2 separate regions of the Homo sapiens genome follow, and region 1 is linked to region 2. Evidence: chromatin loops called from intact Hi-C (ENCODE). Cell type or tissue: natural killer cell. All regions are shown on one strand. Each heading gives the region's core, and the rest is flanking DNA. Links, peaks and the distances in the headings are about the cores only.

What was found. Peaks named below come from ENCODE experiments on the same cell type or tissue, not always from the same donor. Only the 100,000 strongest peaks of a DNase experiment are listed, where the experiment ranks them.
Region 1: a loop joins it to region 2, with 4 times the contacts of the local background. A loop is called at or near these places in 2 of 110 quality-filtered maps.

Annotation. Positions count from the first base shown.
Region 1 is chr2:28,543,328-28,552,020 of GRCh38, forward strand. It overlaps PLB1 (phospholipase B1), which reads left to right. Exons shown (of 58, transcript NM_153021.5): 15 at 5,533-5,604; 16 at 6,683-6,757. Among named protein-coding and RNA genes, the nearest start is that of PLB1, 52 kb to the left of the region's middle. RefSeq lists enhancers at 2,215-2,714, 7,075-7,369 and a silencer at 7,131-7,331. In natural killer cell, for the core only: no CTCF peak of the experiment used is centred there; DNase peaks (open chromatin) are centred at 1,514, 1,904, 2,674 and 4,734; H3K27ac peaks cover 3,743 bases.
Region 2 is chr2:28,402,287-28,410,979 of GRCh38, forward strand. It overlaps FOSL2 (FOS like 2, AP-1 transcription factor subunit), which reads left to right. Exons shown (of 4, transcript NM_005253.4): 2 at 1,821-2,072; 3 at 6,473-6,580. Among named protein-coding and RNA genes, the nearest start is that of FOSL2-AS1, 12 kb to the left of the region's middle. RefSeq lists an enhancer at 7,187-7,266. In natural killer cell, for the core only: a CTCF peak has its summit at 4,607; DNase peaks (open chromatin) are centred at 1,485, 4,655, 7,145 and 8,175; H3K27ac peaks cover 5,136 bases.

The sequences.
Region 1 (8,693 bases), core at 569-8,568, 140 kb after region 2:
TGAGCCCACCGTGCTGAGGAGGGGCTGCAGGGCGCCCCAGGATCCCAGGACAATGGTTCTGGGCCACCAGGGATGCTTCTGTCTCCCGGTGACGCCCCTCTCTGACTGCCTGAGACTTTGCCTCGCCACAGGTTCTGCGCTGCAGCCAGGCCAGTGAGCAGCAAAGGTCTCACAGGAGCCTCAGCCCTGGTTTCCCAGAGGTGGGGCCGTTTCTCAGAGTCTGTGTGGAAGACCTGCTTGAGTCAAGCACTGGGGAATGTGCTCCCCTCACCATTCCTGTCCAGCCTGCCCTCACACTTAGGCGGTGTTGTGCGGTTGTCAAGGCCCAAGGTGGTGCCTGGAACAAGCGTGGGCTGCAGCGTGATGAAGGCCTGGGTTGGAATGCTAAGCCCACCACTCACAAGCTCTGTGAACTCAGGTCTCAATGCTCTTTCTGCAAAATCCAGGTCAGCCCCTGGCCCAACATATCTAGCGCGCAGCTCGCTCCTGGCCTGTAGTAAGCACTCCACGTGGATTGGCCTTTTTACTGTAACTGTAACAGGATATCCCCAGATTCCAAAGGGCCCCCAGGGATATCTGGGATTAGTCAGGGGATGGAATGTGGCGTCGACGTCGAGGCTTTGAACCTTTTCAGGGCGTCAGACAGAGACCTGAATTTGCCATTTATTTTCTTCCCACCCAAGCTGCCTTATTTTTAGAATTCTAGTGACAGAAATTCATTTTTCTTCTTTTGTGGATCCGTCTCCACAACTGACATACTGTGTTGAGTACCAGGGACAGCTGCATTTCAGCACACATGAGCCAGTGTGAAACAGAGTGTAGGGAGGGAAGGGGCACGGCCTCCGACAGTCCCTGGCACTGGAAACCTACTGTCTGTCCTTTGAAGAAGGCATTTGAGTTCTCTGAACAGGGACGTCTCTCAGTGTGCCTGGCACTTGCGGGGACTATGTCCCCAGAAATCCACTTTGCTGCTGATCTCCCATGATGGGCAGAGAAGAGGAACCTGGCCCCTCCAGCAGGGACTGCTCTCCCAAGCCCTCTCTCAGGGAGAGGAGGGCTGATGATTCCAGCTCAGCCAAACCTCTCCTCTCCTGCCATCTTTCTCCCAACCAACAAAAGGACACCTGTGACATGGCTTGCCCTTGAAGGTACCACCATACCACCTTGTACCCTGCCCTTGTACCCTCCATGGTTCCAAGGGGGATACAAGAGACCCACCAAATGTGGCTTCTGTTCTCACCAGGCTTCAGGTGTAGCTGGGAAGGGCCAGACAGCCCAGAGGAACGAGAGTCAAAAGGGACTCAGCCAGCAGTGTTGTGCTGGGCCACGCACCAAGAAGCAATGTGAACAATGAGGCCGGGAGAGCCCATGAAGAGGGGATTTGAATGGGCTTTGTGAAATGTGTTGGAGGAGGTCACGGAGGGCGTTCCCAGGCAAAGGGACCTTTGTGAGCAAAGGGCATGGAGAGAAGAATGCGTCAGATGCAGCAGCAAGGGCAGGAAGAGGCCTGTCTGATAAGAGAAGAGATACGGAGATAAGGCTCCCAGCGTGAAAGGAGCCCTTGAGCACCAGACAGAGAAGCTGGAGAGGGCAGGTCCAGGGAGAGGGCTGGATTCCTATCCCTTTCTCCTTTCATCATGCTATTTGTCCTTGATATTGGTGGCAATAGCAATAATAACCACCTTTACAGAGCTGCCAGGTGATGGTCCCATGCATACAAATAAGGTACACCCCACGTACGGTCTCTTAAAACTACTCGAGGGTCAGAATGAGCACGTACACAGGAATGGAAGGTCTCACCCTCAAGGCCAAAGGCCTGCGACACAGAGAGTGTCACAAGGGCTTAGAAGAGGAGGAGGATGTGGCTTTCCTAGGTAAGCAGTGACCTCACTCTCTCCACACCCATACAAGTCCGGTTTCCCAGTGCCAGTGCAAACCCCAAGCTTCCTGCAGCCTCAGCCAGCAGGGACATGGGGGGCAGGGAGAGACAGGATAGGAGGGGGTTCCCCAAGCATCCCCAGTCCCTCGTTTCCTCACAAGCAAAATGCCAGACCATCCCACAGTTCCCGGATCGAGCACAGCTGCTGGAACACATCAGAAGCTCCTGCAGACCCGAATTCAGCCATGAGAAGCGACGGGTATAACAGGTTAGGGCGAAGGGCACTGGACAGGAGCCAGAAAACCCGGGCTCTGATTTCGGTCCCACTTTCGGTGGTTTCTTGAGGCAAGTCACACGGTCTTTCGGGGTGTCCATTTTCTCTACCTGCCAAAAAGGTCTAAGCACCCTTAGCCAGCACCCAAGGGTTTGTGAAAATATGGGAGGGCATTGGGCTCCTTCCTACCCTTGGTTTCGCTAATTGCATCCTCCAGGTGCGGGGAGGGCGGGAGTCTCTGCCACCACATCTGTGATTCTTTGCTGGGCTGGACTGGGACATCGAGGTGGAAGGCAGGTGTACCTGTTCTGTGTCTACCCTCGCAGACACACAGAGCCCAGGTGAGGGCTGCCCTCTGTGTGGGGAGCAGAGAGGGACTGGCAGAATCCCCATGATCACAGGGAGTCCAGGTCCATTACTCTGTCCTCAGACACCCCCGGACACAGCTGTAGGGAAGGAGGATAGCTCTCAGCTCTGCAGCCCACAAAGCCACATACCCAGACCACGTCAGCATCCTCCCTCCCTCCCTCATCCTCCAAGCCCTAGCATAGGTGAGCATTGAGGACCAGCAAAGGAAAAGCTCCACCCATCAGCATGGGAGGTGACAGCAGCCCCATCTAAACATGCCTGGAACTGTCCTGGCTGAGTGAGGCCTCCAGGCTGAAGCTTGCACTCCTGGTGCCAAGCCGAGGAGGATTTTGTGTCTGGGACACGGTTCATTCCCTAGGCCCTTTCTGCTGCTGCCGCAATAATTTCTGGTAATTCTTGTACATCAGTCGTTTTGAAGGGGACCCACCTTTAGGGAACTGATGTCCCTGGCCCTCTCAGCAATCACTGACCCCACCTTATGCCGAGTCTACACCAGGTGCCGAAGCCACAGGCAGAATAAGGAACTTGGGGATTGCTCACAGTCCAGGGAGGATTCTGCTGCTCGGAGAGGATTTTTAAGGTCATTGCCCTCACCCCTCCCACACTGCAGTTCATTCCTCGGTGGCAGGAAGCCGTGCTGGGGAGATGTGCAGAGTGGGGTGGAAGCCCAGACCAGCCCCGGTTGTCCCTGGAGTAAATAGCACATGTGCATTTATGGGACCCACAGTGTGGCAGGAGAAAGAGGCACACATGAGGAATTATTTGAAGTAACTGTGTCATTTCCATCCTTTCTGGGGATTGGGGATGCAGGAGAAGAAAGGGTCAGAGCCAGTGTAAAGGGAATGAATGGAAGCAAGGAGGATGGAGGGGACTCCTAAAGGGACATTTAGGACAAAGTTCTCAACGGAAATGGGTTTCTTGGGAAAATCTATGAATTTTCCTTCTTTGAGGCCCTTTAAAAAAAAATAGACTCTGCTTTATCCACTTTGTCAGAGTCATTTAGATATGGCTCTTTCAAGGTTTCTTTCCAGATTCCATTATGGATTAAATTCTTGAAAGGTTGGGGAAAGGTGGGCGTGGTGGCTCATGCTTGTAATCCCAGCACTTTGGGAGTCCGAGGCAGGAGGAATGCTTAAGGCCAGGAATTTGAGAACAGCCTGGGCAACATGGCAAAAACCCTGCCTCTACTACAATACAAGAAATTAGCTGGGTATGGTGTCACACACCTATAGTCCCAGCTACTCGGGAAGCTGAGGTGGGAGAATCACCGGAGCTCAGGAAGTCAAGGCTGCAATGAACTGTGATCGCACCACTGCACTCCAATCTGAGCAATGAGAATGAGACCCTGTCTCCAAAAAAAAAAAAAAGAAAAAAAAAAAATTGGGGAAGAGAAGGTGGCAAGACAGATCAGCACCTGGCCCTCACCCAGGCCTGCTCAATACTTCCTTTGACAGCCGCCTTGAATGTTCCAGGTGGGACCTTGTTTCTAGGAGCGGCCACCATCAGAATAAAACAGAAAGAAGCGTGGAGTCCATTTCCTCTCCTAGGCCTTGAGCTAGAGAGTTGCCACTCCTTTTCCAAATGTTCAGCTAATTATACCTCCTTATCTGATTCTCTTTCAGTCTGGCTGAAGAGCCAATTCCACTAAGGGTAAAGTTCTTTTCTTGTTTCTTGCTTATTGGGGCACAGATGCTGGGGTAAGATACCGCTGAGGAATCTGAAAATCCTCATGGAGGTTGGTAGAAGCTGTGACTGAGCCAGACAGGCTGCCCCATCCAGTAGCTTCCCACGTTCCTTGGCAGAGTCATTGGAAGGGGAGGTGAGGGCCAGAGGTACGACCAGAGCCCAGCACCTGTGGGCAGCCAGATGACAGTAAAACTGGTTCTCCAACAGTAGGAAATAGCCCGTGCAGAAGAAAATCTGCAATCCCTCCAAGCTATTGCATTTTTCTTTGTAAGTGTTTATATATGTATAATGAACATTTAAAAATAACAAAAACAACTTTTAAAAAAAATCCCTCCTTCCCTCTAATTCTTTAACGGCCTTCACTTCCCTATGTCTAATGCTTTACTAAGTTGATAATCTGCTGGTTTCTCCTGCTGTTATACTATAAATGTTTTATCTACGTTATTAGATGTCATTTGATGGCCTTCGTGGTTGTCATTTAAGTAGCTGCCTATTTCACAGCGGATACCACACCACCCACTCCTGGCTCACTAGATACTCTAGCGGTTTGTGAGTGTTGGCTGTGCTGTGTTCCATGTCACTGTATTTGTGACCCCGTGAAAGACATGAGACTTGACCCAGGCCCCATAACTTGCTTCACTCAAAGCTGTGAAAGCAGTTCTCAGGGAACAGAGGGTTTCCATTCTCTATTGTGCGCAGATTTACCTACATTTGGGTTGTGGACACAGGCTGCGGGGAGGACTTGGGAAAGAATACATGCTTTATGTAAAAAGCGATGCATTTGCCCTTCCTTCCCATACTGGCTCTCCTGTCTAAGGGAACTTGAATCAGTGAGCCAGAAAGTAGCTGGGCAGCAAGGAGGGGACAAGAAGCCAAGCTGGATAACCGGCCCCCACGTGATCAGAAAGCTGTGTGACCCATTGCTAGATGTTTGGTTGGATGCAGGACACCAATGTTGGAGTCCCAGCTCTGTCCTGGCTGGCTGGGCCCCACCTCAACCTCTGCTGTGCAGCTTTTCCTTCTAGGAGAGGTAGACTAGGAAGTCCCTTCTATATATATATATATAAAACCGATGCTGCTTCTCATGCTGTGGTTCTCAAACTCGGGTGTGCATCAGAATCGCCTGGAGAGCTGCTTACAACACAGACTGCTGCCCCAGCCCCAGAGTCTCAGACTCAGTAGTTTGGGGATGGGGGCTGGACACGTGCATTTCTAATGCGTTCCCTGGTACTGCTGCTGGACTAATGAGTCTTTCTCACTGGTGACTTGGCAGGCTGCTACCTGCACAAAACTTCCCTGTTCTAAAGCCCACGTTCCTTTCTAGATGGAGCCAGCAGGAGAGAAAGATGAGCCATTGAGTGTAAAACACGGGAGGCCAATGAAGTGTCCCTCTCAGGTAGGAGGGACTGGGCAGAGGAGGGACTCTTATTGAATCGAGGGCGCAGGTGGGGTGGCCAAGTGGGCTTTGCTGTGAAGTGGGTCTTACCTGAGATGTGAATCCTGTTTCTGTTCTTCTGGGCCTGCACACAGTTTTGCATACATAGCAGCCCTAATGTTTACAGTTGTGGGCCATGAGAGCTGTTCTAGCAAAACTGCAGCCCCCTCCATGCCTGTGGAAGGCATAGGAACAAGGCCACAGCTCACCTGGCCCCAAATGCTGCCTCTGGGTCCTGGCCCTCTGCCCCAGATGCCATTTCCAGACCTTCCTCTACCTCAGAGTGGCAAAGAAGGGAGGGATGGTGAGTATCTAAGTACCTGAAAAGTGGATCATTTTGACTACATCTTAAATATGTGCCTAGTATGTAGTAGGCTTATAATTAATGTTTCCAAATAAGTGGATGAGAAAATAACTGGACATAAATGAATGAGATTCTTTCTTTTTTTTTTTTTTTTTTTTTTGAGACGGAGTCTCGCCCTGTTGCCAGGCTGGAGTGCAGTGGCACAATCTTGGCTCACTGCAACCTCTGCCTCCCGGGTTCAAGCGATTCTCCTGCCTCAGCCTCCCAAGTGGCTGGGACTACAGGCACGTGCCACCACACCCAGCTAATTTTTTTGTATTTTTAGTCTTTCTATCATTTAATGCTAGTCAAGTATTTGGCTTTCTTGATGAATTGGTAAGTTTTTTGTTACTATGCAATAATAAGTATACAATTCACCTTCTTGCACTTTTTGCTTTGGCTGCCAAGAAGCTTAAAATTAGATTCCCTTCTCATCAAAATATATATACTTAGCCTGGTAGCATGAACCCCCAGGGTAAAGAGCAAGAGAGACTGGCTATCACAAATGGGAAATGTCAACGCATTCATGAGTCCTTCAGGGACCAGAGAGAAGAGCCAGAGAATGGTTTGGTCCTCACTGGAAGCGTGATGTGAATGTTCCTAGTTGGCCAAAAGCATCACTGGATGCTGAAGCCTGATAATTAAGGGATACAGACTTCTAGGGTCACGATTCCAACATGTCACCTTTCCCTGCAGGAGAGCCCCTATCTGTTCAGCTACAGAAACAGCAACTACCTGACCAGACTGCAGAAACCCCAAGACAAGCTTGAGGTAAGGAAAGGTTTTCTGTAATTGACAAACATGCAGATGAACCAGGGGCTGTACTTCTTGCTGAATCTTTCGAACCTTCCACGTGGTTTTTTTTTTTTTTTCTTTTGAGATGGAGTCTCACTCTGTTGCCCAGGCTGGAGTTCAGTGGTGCCATCTCGGCTCACTGCCACCTCCACCTCCTGGGTTCAAGCAGTTCTCCTGCCTCAGCTTCCTGAGTAGCTGGGGCTACAGGCGCACACCACCATGCCTGGCTAATTTTTGTATTTTTTTTAGTGGAGACGGGGTTTCACCATGTTAGCCAGGCTGGTCTTGAAATCCTGACCTCAAGCAATCTGCCTGCCTCAGCCTCCCGAAGTGCTGGGATTACAGATGTGAGCCACGGCGCCCAGCCTGGATTATTTTAAAGCAGATCAACTGGCCAGATTTGCAACCTCAATACAATTTTTTTTTTTTTTTTTTGGTGGGAGGAGGGCGGGGACAGAATCTCGCTATGTCATCCAGGCTGGAGTGCAATGGTGTGATCTCAGCTCACTGTAACCTTAGCCTCCTGGGTTCAAGCGATTCTCCTGCCTCAGCCTCCTGAGTAGCTGGGATTATAGGCGCGCAACACCACACCCGGCTATTTTTTTGTATTTTTAGTAGAGACAGGGTTTCACCATGTTGGCCAGGCTGGTCTCGAACTCCTGACCTCATGGTCCACCCAACTCAGCCTCCCAAAGTGCTGAGGTGACAGATGTGAGCCACTACGCCCAGCCATTCCATGTGGTTCTTAACATCCTGGAACTCCCGCTGCCCCTAGGCATATGGAGGTCTGCTACTAACCGCTGATGTTCAGTCAGGACAGGCTGGGGGAGGGAGAAGGATCCAGCATGTGGCCATCCCCTGGGTGCCTGGAAGCAGGTCTCCCCCACAGTTCATCTTCCGAGCTGCCTCCGCAACCAGCATGGGAGGCTTGACAGAGTGTCTGCACTGCCCAGCACCTCCTGTTCCCAATCTGTTTTGATGTAAGACAGATTCTTCTGACCCTTCCCAAATCTCTGACAAATTCTTCTAAAATCATCTGAGAACTTCATCTGAAGAGAAAATTAAGAAAGAGCGGAGAATTGTGGTGAGGTCTGAACCCAGATTGTGTGGAGCTCGAAAGCCCTTGAGTGGGTCCACACTGGTAGGGGGCCCCTGACGGGCGCTCATGCCTTGCTCACTGCTTTTCTCAGGAGTCTCCCTGAGACTTCCCATGGAGATTAGGCAGGGCACCCTGCACTCCTCTGGGAAAGCAAGGAACACTCAAGGGTTGATGTCTTCTTTCCCAGAGAAGGGGGGACTGAGGTGAGCTGAGACAAATTTGGTCCTAGTGACATTCTTCCCTCCCTATTTTATGGAAAAGGGTGAGATTTGCTCCAAATAGTGGAGGCAGAGTTGATGGCCTGGGCTTCCACCCTGACAGACACAGTGTGAAAGACTCGATTTATCAACTTGACTCACACTAACCAGCATAGCAATGAGCATACACCTGAGACGCAGCATGGCACAGTGAGGTAAAGTAACCAGCTCTGGGTTCAGATGCAGACTCTTTCACTTATGGGCTCTGTGTCAATGAGCAAGATACTTAACCTCTCTGTGCCTTAGTTTTTTAACCTGGGAAATAATGACAGTAATAGTCGTACCTTGCGGAGTTATTAATGTCATAAGTCAGTAAGTATAAAGCACTTATAATAGAATCTAGCATACCATGAGTTCTATATAAGTATTGCTATCATTATCATTGGATAAATGCAGTGATACATTTCTTCAGGACACATTTATTGACTATCTGCTGTGTACCACTAGAATGCAAGCTCAGTGAGGCAGGAACTCAGGGTAGGCAGCAATAACTATTTGTTGAATGAAAAAATGAATGGATAGGTGGATGGATGGATACCAGGTATGAGAGATTAAA
Region 2 (8,693 bases), core at 474-8,473:
CAGAATCCATTGTGCTGGGCAGCTCTCTTCACTGAAGCCCTTGGCCTGGGCCCCCGAGGTGGTCTGGTTGATGAGGCAGCCGTTCCAACATGCAGACTAGGGTCAGGCAGATAGCAGGGAATTGAGCAAGAAGGGGTCCCCAGCTCTGTCAGCTGTAGTGAGGTACTCTATGTGTTATTTACACAGCAGGAACCCTGATGTTGTGACAAGGCAAAGACAATGGTGGTGCCAGCTTCCATTGCTGCGAATGCTTCTATCCTAGTTGGTCTGATTGGACCAGCATAGGGAGGGTTCTACAGCATCCATGCTAATGATAGTGGGGTTCCATTCGGGGCCAGACAGACCTGTGGTACCTTCTTTGTGAGAGGGGAGGTCTATAGGGGATGACCTGACACTCTGTCTGAGGGCAGTGGGGGTGGATAACCAGCACTTAGGGCTGGATTTTGAGGAAGAAAGCAATGGAAAAGGAGCTTGTATACCACTGTGTTCAGGGGCTCTGGCCTCTTTGTCAGGCTGGACTGGGTTTGAATCCTGACCCCGCTGCTTATTAGCAATGTGGCCTTGAATAAGTTACTTAATCTCACTAAGCCTAAATTTCTGTCCCTAAAATGGAGCTAATGGTCGTTCTTCACTCAGAGAGAGAATTAGTGAGATAATCTAGGTAAGCCATGGTGTCTGACATTTAGTAAGTGCCCAGGAAGTGTTGTTAGCTATTGTCTTCATCTCACCCAGTTTTTAAGTGGGGAAGAAACTACTTGGAGAAGCTTTATGTGGACACAGGAGTCATCTGAAGATGAAGGTTCACCTGGGTTCCATTAGGGGGACTTGCCTCTGAAAAGCTGGAAGTAGGGGGCTCTTCTCTCCTTCCCGCTTCTTGCAGTTTCCAGTAGCTGCCTTGGAGAAAGGTCAGGACCAGCTGCTAAGGAGCACAGCCCATTTTAGTTTCTATACTCTGTCATCATCTTATATTTTAAATAGAATGCTTCCTGCAGCATGTTCCAGAGAGCTCTGCAACGTGGTCTGGGCATAAATTAAGAAGCGGGGAGAAAACTGCACTAGCAGCACCAGAGTTTCCCACAGAAACATCTGTGAACATAGATCAATGCCTATGTAGCTGGGTAGAGAGACACACTCAGCCAGTCTGCCCCAAGCAAGATGCTGATGATGGGAAGGGAGGAGGGACAAGGACAGCAAGGGATGTCTGGCTGCAAATGCCGCTACTTGTTAGTCTCCTGGGTTAGAGGACATCTTTTCACGGACCTGGCTGTGCCCTGATGGAGTCATAGCTCTGTCCTGAACCTCTTTGGAAAGTGACAAAGGCAGACACAGTATGCTCCCTTGGTGATCTTTGTTGGTCCAAGGCTACTGGTGTGCAAATCCCTTCAAGGTGTCCTGAGCTGGTACCCTGAGAAACAGTTGGCAGGCGACTCAGAGGCTTAAAAACCCAGGTGCCACATCCTGCAGATGTGTATCCTGGAGAGCTGCCAAGAGGGCCTGCCGAGTGTGAGTGCTGGGGACCACGTCTATCTTGGAAGTCATTTGGAATAGGACAGTATCCTCACTGAGCCACCTGGGGATGGAGTTCTCAGGACCCCAGTCAGGGAGCAGATCCGACGTGAAGCCCCAGGCATAATTAAGATTCCCCCCTTGATTCTTGGATGCACAGGACTTGTCCAGGCCCACCTGGGGTCCTGACCTTGCCCTTCGAACACTGACTGTGCTCTGTGCTGGTTTTTGCCTCAGCTCTGTTCAATTATTATTAACTATCCTGTTCAGCTTAGTATTTATTGGCTCATTTGTATTTTTTTTCCTCATTTCAGAAATTCCGGGTAGATATGCCTGGCTCAGGCAGTGCATTCATCCCCACCATCAACGCCATCACGACCAGCCAGGACCTGCAGTGGATGGTGCAGCCCACAGTGATCACCTCCATGTCCAACCCATACCCTCGCTCGCACCCCTACAGCCCCCTGCCGGGCCTGGCCTCTGTCCCTGGACACATGGCCCTCCCAAGACCTGGCGTGATCAAGACCATTGGCACCACCGTGGGCCGCAGGAGGAGAGATGAGCAGGTACAGCTCAGACCAGTGGGAAGGAGCCACGTCAGTGGCTTTCAGAGCCCCAGAAACACAGAACGGGTTTCTGCAGACTGGGAGGGTTAATGTTCTGAGAGCAGGGGAGACAAGGGAGCTAGGGGTCGAAGAGCACGTCATCCCCCTTACTGGAGGCCGAGCTGGAGAGCCAAGACTCAGGCTGGCTCTGTCATCTCGCTTATGTCCCTTAGAATCTCTGAGTCTCACTTTCCTCAGCCACAAAATGGGGATCATGGTCCCTGCAAGCCAGGACTTGGCTACAGATGGGAAGGACCATTACGACCTGCCCACAGCAGGATCCTTCTCTGATCCTTGGCAAAAGGGCCATGGGACAAGCAGCCAATGAACCCTGGCTGTGAGCTTTTTAGGATTATCCCTTAGCCGTCTCCCAGGGTCTAGTGCAGGCCAGGCACCCAGCAGACCTACGGGGTCAAGCTCTGGGTCGGTACTGCCCACGACTTCCCATTCCTCCTCAGTGTTCTAGGCCTCCAACTCGGAGCAGGAGCCTATTTCAAGGGCCTGGAATGCATGTTCCAGAGGTGCAGTAACTCTGGGGCCTTAGGAGTCTGTTCAGTGGCATGGACAGGAGGATGAGGCAGGGGAGGCCAGACATCAGCCCTTTTCTCTTCAAGGGGCTCAGCTTTGAGAAAGAATTAACCTGGCTGGGGAGGGAAGCCAGAAAATGGGGAAGGGGGGGCTCTGCTATTTAGGCAGCACCTACCTAGTACTCAAGAGGCTCATTGCCTGGATCAGCAGTAAGCCAGGGCAGTGCCAAGTTCCCTGGTCTTGGAAAGGGAAATCAGAATCATGCATAATTCCAGAAAGAATGGGATAAAGCCTCAGAGAGCCCCACCTCTCCCCCATGTCAGATGATACAAGCAAGGGCCAGACATACCTGTGTGTGGCCACTCGGCCAGTGAGTGGGGAAGTCTGGGCTAGATCCCAGTTCCCTGGACCCCCTATGCAGTATTCTTTCTCCAGGGCTATGCCACCCTGAGCCCAGGGAAGGGAAAAATACTTTAGCAGTGGAATCCCTTTTTCAAATGAATTGTTATCCTGGGAAACTATTTCAGTGACAGCCTTGGAACCCTTCCTCATTTCAACCACTGTCCATCTTCACTCTGTGATCCCCAGGGCCACAATGTTCCAATATACGGACCTTTCAAACATGGTTCCCAGTGGATCAGGGTAGATCCAGACCCCAGGATACTTGGAATTACAGGGATCACCACACCAAGAAACTGGAAGCTTTCTCAGGAGCTCTGCTCCTGCGAGGACAAAGCTGGGTCTTGTATCCACTACTTGTTGGTTTGTTCTGTTAATGGCAGAACCACGGTGCAGAGCCACTTGGGGAGGTGTGTCTGCTAGACACTATAATGGATTCACAGCTGCATGTTGGGCCTCTGCTGCTGGAGCAAGTGGCCAGTATCCTCCTCACAGTTGCTTTCTATAATTGCAGTTGTAAATATTGCAGTAGCCATGCTTGTAAGGACTTTTATAAATAGGCTTCCTTCACGGAATCCAAGGTGCAAAGCCTTATACTCACTGATGAGCTGGACTCTTCTGGGATATAAGTGATCCTGAGTGAGAGCCAGGCTTGCCAGGTACTCTTTGGGGCTAGCAGGACCACAAAGCCTGAGGATGTGCTGAATGCTCTCCATTCCCTTTTTTTTTTTTTTTTTTTTTTTCTTTTTGAGATGGAGTCCTGCTCTATCACTCAGGCTAGAATGCAGTGGCACGATCTCGGCTCACTACAACCTCCTCCACCTCCGCGGTTCAAGCAATTCTCCTGCCTCAGCCTCCTGAGTAGCTGGGATTACAGGCATGCACCACCATGCCTGGCTAATTTTTTTTGTACTTTTAGTAGAGATGGAATTTTGCCATGTTGGCTAGGCTGGTCTCGAACTCCTGACCTCAGGTGATCCACCCGCCTCAGCTTCTCAAAGTGTTGGGATTACAGGCGTGAGCCACCGCGCCCGGCCACGCTCTCCATTCTCTTCTGGGCCTACCTCACACCAAATTTAGAAATTTGTATCCAGAGGGACTTTGGAGACCATCTTTTCTCATTTTCCCTTTATACCCATTTTACAGACAAGGAAACGGAGACCCAGAAAGGTGAAGGGCCCTGTTAGAGTCTCACAGTGAATTAGTAGCAGAGCCAGCACTGGAACCCACTTCTCCTGACCTTTGGCCCTGTGGTTTTCCCACCACACCACCTAGGCGTGCCTCATACAATCTGTCTGGAGAGTTTCCTTCCTTTTTTGAGAGGGAGGGAGAGAACAAGGAGCATTGTATCCCACATCAGTTGGGAATTCACACATCTCCCAGCAGCTTTAAGGAAGCCTGGGCAGTGGCAGCCTAGAACTTTGGCTGTTCAGGTTGCCAGCCCTCAGGGCTTTGCTCTGAAGCTTACTCCGGCCGTCCCCAGCCTCCCCCAGCCTCCCTGCTAGGGAGGAGCCTGCCTCCGGAGCCGGCCTGGTGCCTCATAGGCCTCCTCTTGGGAGGTTCCCTCTGTGCCCTGTGGCGGCGACTCTGAGGAGGTGGGGAGGGGAGGGTGTGTGTGGCTTGTGGGTGGGTACATGGTGCTGCTGACACACTCAAGCTGGAACCATGTTGATCTCACCGCCCCTGAACACTTCCTATGTTGACAGCTCCCACAAGTTGCCCCACACCTCACCAGTCAGGGGAGAGACTTCTAGGTCAGTCAGGAGGCCAAAAGTTGTCCAGAAGCAGCCAAGGGGGAAGGAGGGCTTGAACTGGGTCAAGGCCAGCCTCCTTCTTTTCTGCCTCTCATTAGCGAGGGATCTAGGGGGCTTCCTGGGCCTTAAGGGGAGCCCTGGTGGCCCTTTCAGTGGTGAGCCCTAAACCCAGGCCTGCAGCAGGGCCATAAGGCTTTCTTGGCAATTCTGCTGGGCTCAAGACAAGACAGGTTTAGGAGCAGGAAGTATTCAGGGCCTTGGCCAAATGGCCTCATGACCTCAGCCGGGCTGTGGACTTCCCTCTGTGTGACAGGCATGGGATTGTCCTCTCTGGTGCTGTGATGATTGTCCTCTCTTTGCTGTTCAAAACATCACAGCAACAGACCTCCAGGGCTAAAGGGAGCATTGTGGGACTCTGACTTGGACCCAACCAGGACAGTGGCTCTTTCCTTCATGGGGTGACCTGAAGTCCAGGCAGTATCCCTCCTTGGGGTAGCTTCTCCCTGCTCCTCCAAAAGTAGCTTTGATTTTGCCCCCAGGTGTCCCGTGAGAGCTGACCCAGGTCTTATTCCCCTTGAGATCTTCTAAGCTCCTAGTGTAGCACCGGGCAGTTAGTAGGTGTGCAGTCAACGTCTGATAACTGAATGGGTGGGCTTTCCCTTTGTGTTGCTTTCTGCTTTGGCCCACAGCCGTCTCCTTGTGTCACCTCTGCCTGAGAGAGGCATTGGGGTCACAGCTCTGCAGGGCTCTGTAGAACCAGAGCATTTGCCCTGCTCAGTAGAGCAGAGTTCATGCTTTCCGGTATGAGTGACAGATTCCTAACTGTCTCACTGGAAGAAGCTAGATCCTAAGCTCTTTGCAGGGGAATCTTCCTTTGTTTGGTTCGCAGATAAATCCCAAGCCCGTAGAACTTCATCTTGCACATGGAACCAGGTGCTCACTTGTTGAGTGGACAGATATGGTGGGCAGCAGGATTTTACCTGCTGGGGGCTCCTCTTCCTTTTGCATGTCCTGTCCAACTTAGCACTGTACCAGGCATGTGGGGGAGTACCTGGGGTTGAACCGTGAGCAGCTGGCACCCTGGGATTGGCAGAGGAAATCGGGAGTGGAGTGGCACTCTTGGCCCTCCCATCAGCAACATAACATTCCCCCCTGGGTGGTTCTTAACCTGTGTGGGGACTCCAGGCCCAGCTACTTAACAAAATGGGGATAATGAGGCTTGCAGAGCAGGCAGAGTGATGGGAGGAGAAATTAGCCAGGGTTTGGAAGAAGCTGCTTAAGTGGGTGGGGCCACGCCTGGCTGGCAGGAGGGGACTCTTGGAGAAGCATCCCCAGCTCCTTCTCTCTGGCCTGAGCACTGAATCAGGGCTGATGTGATAGGTGCTGCCATCATGCCTGGGCCAGTGAATCTCTGACCCATTGCTGTCCTGTTTAAACATGGACTTTAAACTTGGACATCACCTTCCGGGGCAGATTCAGCTCAAAAGAGCCCTCCCAGGCAGCCAGACATCAGGGATCCACATGTTCTGGGGCCTCTGAGTCCAGCCATGCTCCTCTTGCCCTTCCTTCTCCTTTCTCCATTTCCAGAAGGGCTTCTTGCCTTACTTAAAATACAGTTTTTAAAAAATACTGTGAACCATTGTCTCTGTTCTAACCATGATCCTTGGCTTTGGCCTCTAGCTGTCTCCTGAAGAGGAGGAGAAGCGTCGCATCCGGCGGGAGAGGAACAAGCTGGCTGCAGCCAAGTGCCGGAACCGACGCCGGGAGCTGACAGAGAAGCTGCAGGCGGTGAGGAACTCTGCGTAGGGTGGGAGCACCTCTGGGTGGGCTGGAGTGAGAGCCCCGGGGGTCCTGATCCTCTCTCCCACAGCTGTCTCCTTACCCACAAATGCCCTACAGATGAGTCAGTGGAGATAGAGCTTTCCTTCCTTTGGACACATGGGTCAGCATTGTGTTGATTGAAAAGAGAGAGAGAGAGGGAGGTGGCGTTTAGCACCAGCCAGGGCCCAGAGGGAAGAAATGAACAACCTTCTGTGGGGGTGCTAGCCACGGTTTTTACGCAGCACCTGAGTGTTCTCTGCTCACAGAACTGTGGGGGCTCCTGGGTGAGGGATGATGGAGGGTGGGAGCCAGGGCAGGTCCAGACCTGCCCCATCCAGGGCTGCTTCCCGAGGTTCCAGCCACTCCCATGCCTGCCGCCATCAGGAGTGGCCCAGCCTGGCCTAAGCACTCTGGGTTGGGCCAGGGAGAAGTCTTGATGGAGATAGGTCACGTGGCAGCAGGGTTGTATTTTCTTGGGGTTTTCTCATTTCCTTTATGGGCAGGCGGGTTCCCCACCTCTATCATGAACTCAGAGCTGTGGCCATGGTACCGCGTGCTGCTCTTGTGAGTCACTCTCCCGTGCCGCCTAATTGCCCAGACCTGGGGACCCGCAGCCCTGCCCTTCCCTCTGTTAAGCTTGACCTGACCAACGTCACGTAACTCCCTTCAGAGCCTGGCCCTGCAGGAAGGGCCGTGTGCTGTGTGGAGGAAGCCCCGAGCCAGGGTTGACTCTCCCCAGTGGAATGCTTTCAGAGTGAGGAGATGAGAGAGACTCTGTCAGTGGTCCTCACAGTGACTGCCCAGGATGGGGCTTTGGAAAACATCCCCTCACACTTTTTTTGTTATTATAATTTTTTTGAGATGGAGTTTCGCTCTTGTCGCCCAGGCTGGAGTGCAGTGGGACGATCTCAGCTCACTGCAACCTCTGCCTCTTGGGTTCAAGCCATTCTCCTGCCTCAGCCTCCCAACTAGCGGGGATTACAGGTGCCTGCCACCATGCCCGGCTAATTTTTGTATTTTTAATAGAGACAGGGTTTCACCATGTTGGCTAGGCTGGTCTCGAACTCCTGACCTCGGGTGATCTGCCTGCCTTGGCCTCTCAGAGTGCTGGGATTACAGGCGTGAGCCACCACGCCTGGCCCATCCCCTCACTTGAGTTAATGTTTCCAGGTACCATCCACCCACTTAGGCTTGTCTTTCTCTGTCCTGCAGCCCTCACTCTGGGGTGTTGAATGAATTGAATTGCGTGAATTCTGTGATGCCTGTAGTAATGGCCCTCGGAGGTGTTAGAGCCGGGGAGGATGAGTGGGAATTCTTCATTCCCAGGTGAGGCAGATCCACAATCCACTTCCTCAGCGGGCCCTCCCACCACTAACCTTTCTGTGATTGGCACTTCAAGGAGCTGTGCCCCATGTGGCGCTCCTCACCACCCGCCCCGGAATAGCCCTGCCCCCTGAGGCTCCTCTACTTTCCTTCCCTCCTCCCAGAGGCCTCACACCCTACTCCCCTGCCTCCCCCACCTCCCCCGCCCTCTGACCCAGCCACCCAGGCCCCTGAGCCACATCCTCCACAGGAAGCCTCTCAGAAGCTCATGACGTTCGTCAGACCCTTGAGACAGACGGAAACTGTTTTTCACTCCGGAATATGCTGTCCTCTGCTGAACGAAGCCCTTGCCCGTATGTCCTCACTGATGAACAGGAATCCATGTTAGGGAAAACGTGGGGAGGAGGCTGGTGACACACACCTCTTCCCCTCCCACAGCGGCCCCTCCACGTGCACTTGCTCGCTTCTGCTTCTCTGGCTGGGGATGAAAGAAGGGGGCTGAGGTCCTTGCGGGGTGACCCTGGCATCCTCACAGGCCCTCTCGGGCTGTCACGTTACTTCTGTGTCAAGCGTGGTGGCTGAACCAAATGTTCTCTGAGGGTTCTGGGAGTCCTGAAATATGTGCTTAAGAAATTGGAGCAAAAGGCCAGGCGCCGTGGCTCATGCCTGTAATCCCAGCACTTTGGGAGGCTGAGGCGGGTGGATCACCTGAGGTCAGAAGTTCAAGACCAGCCTGGTCGATGTGGTGAAACCCCAT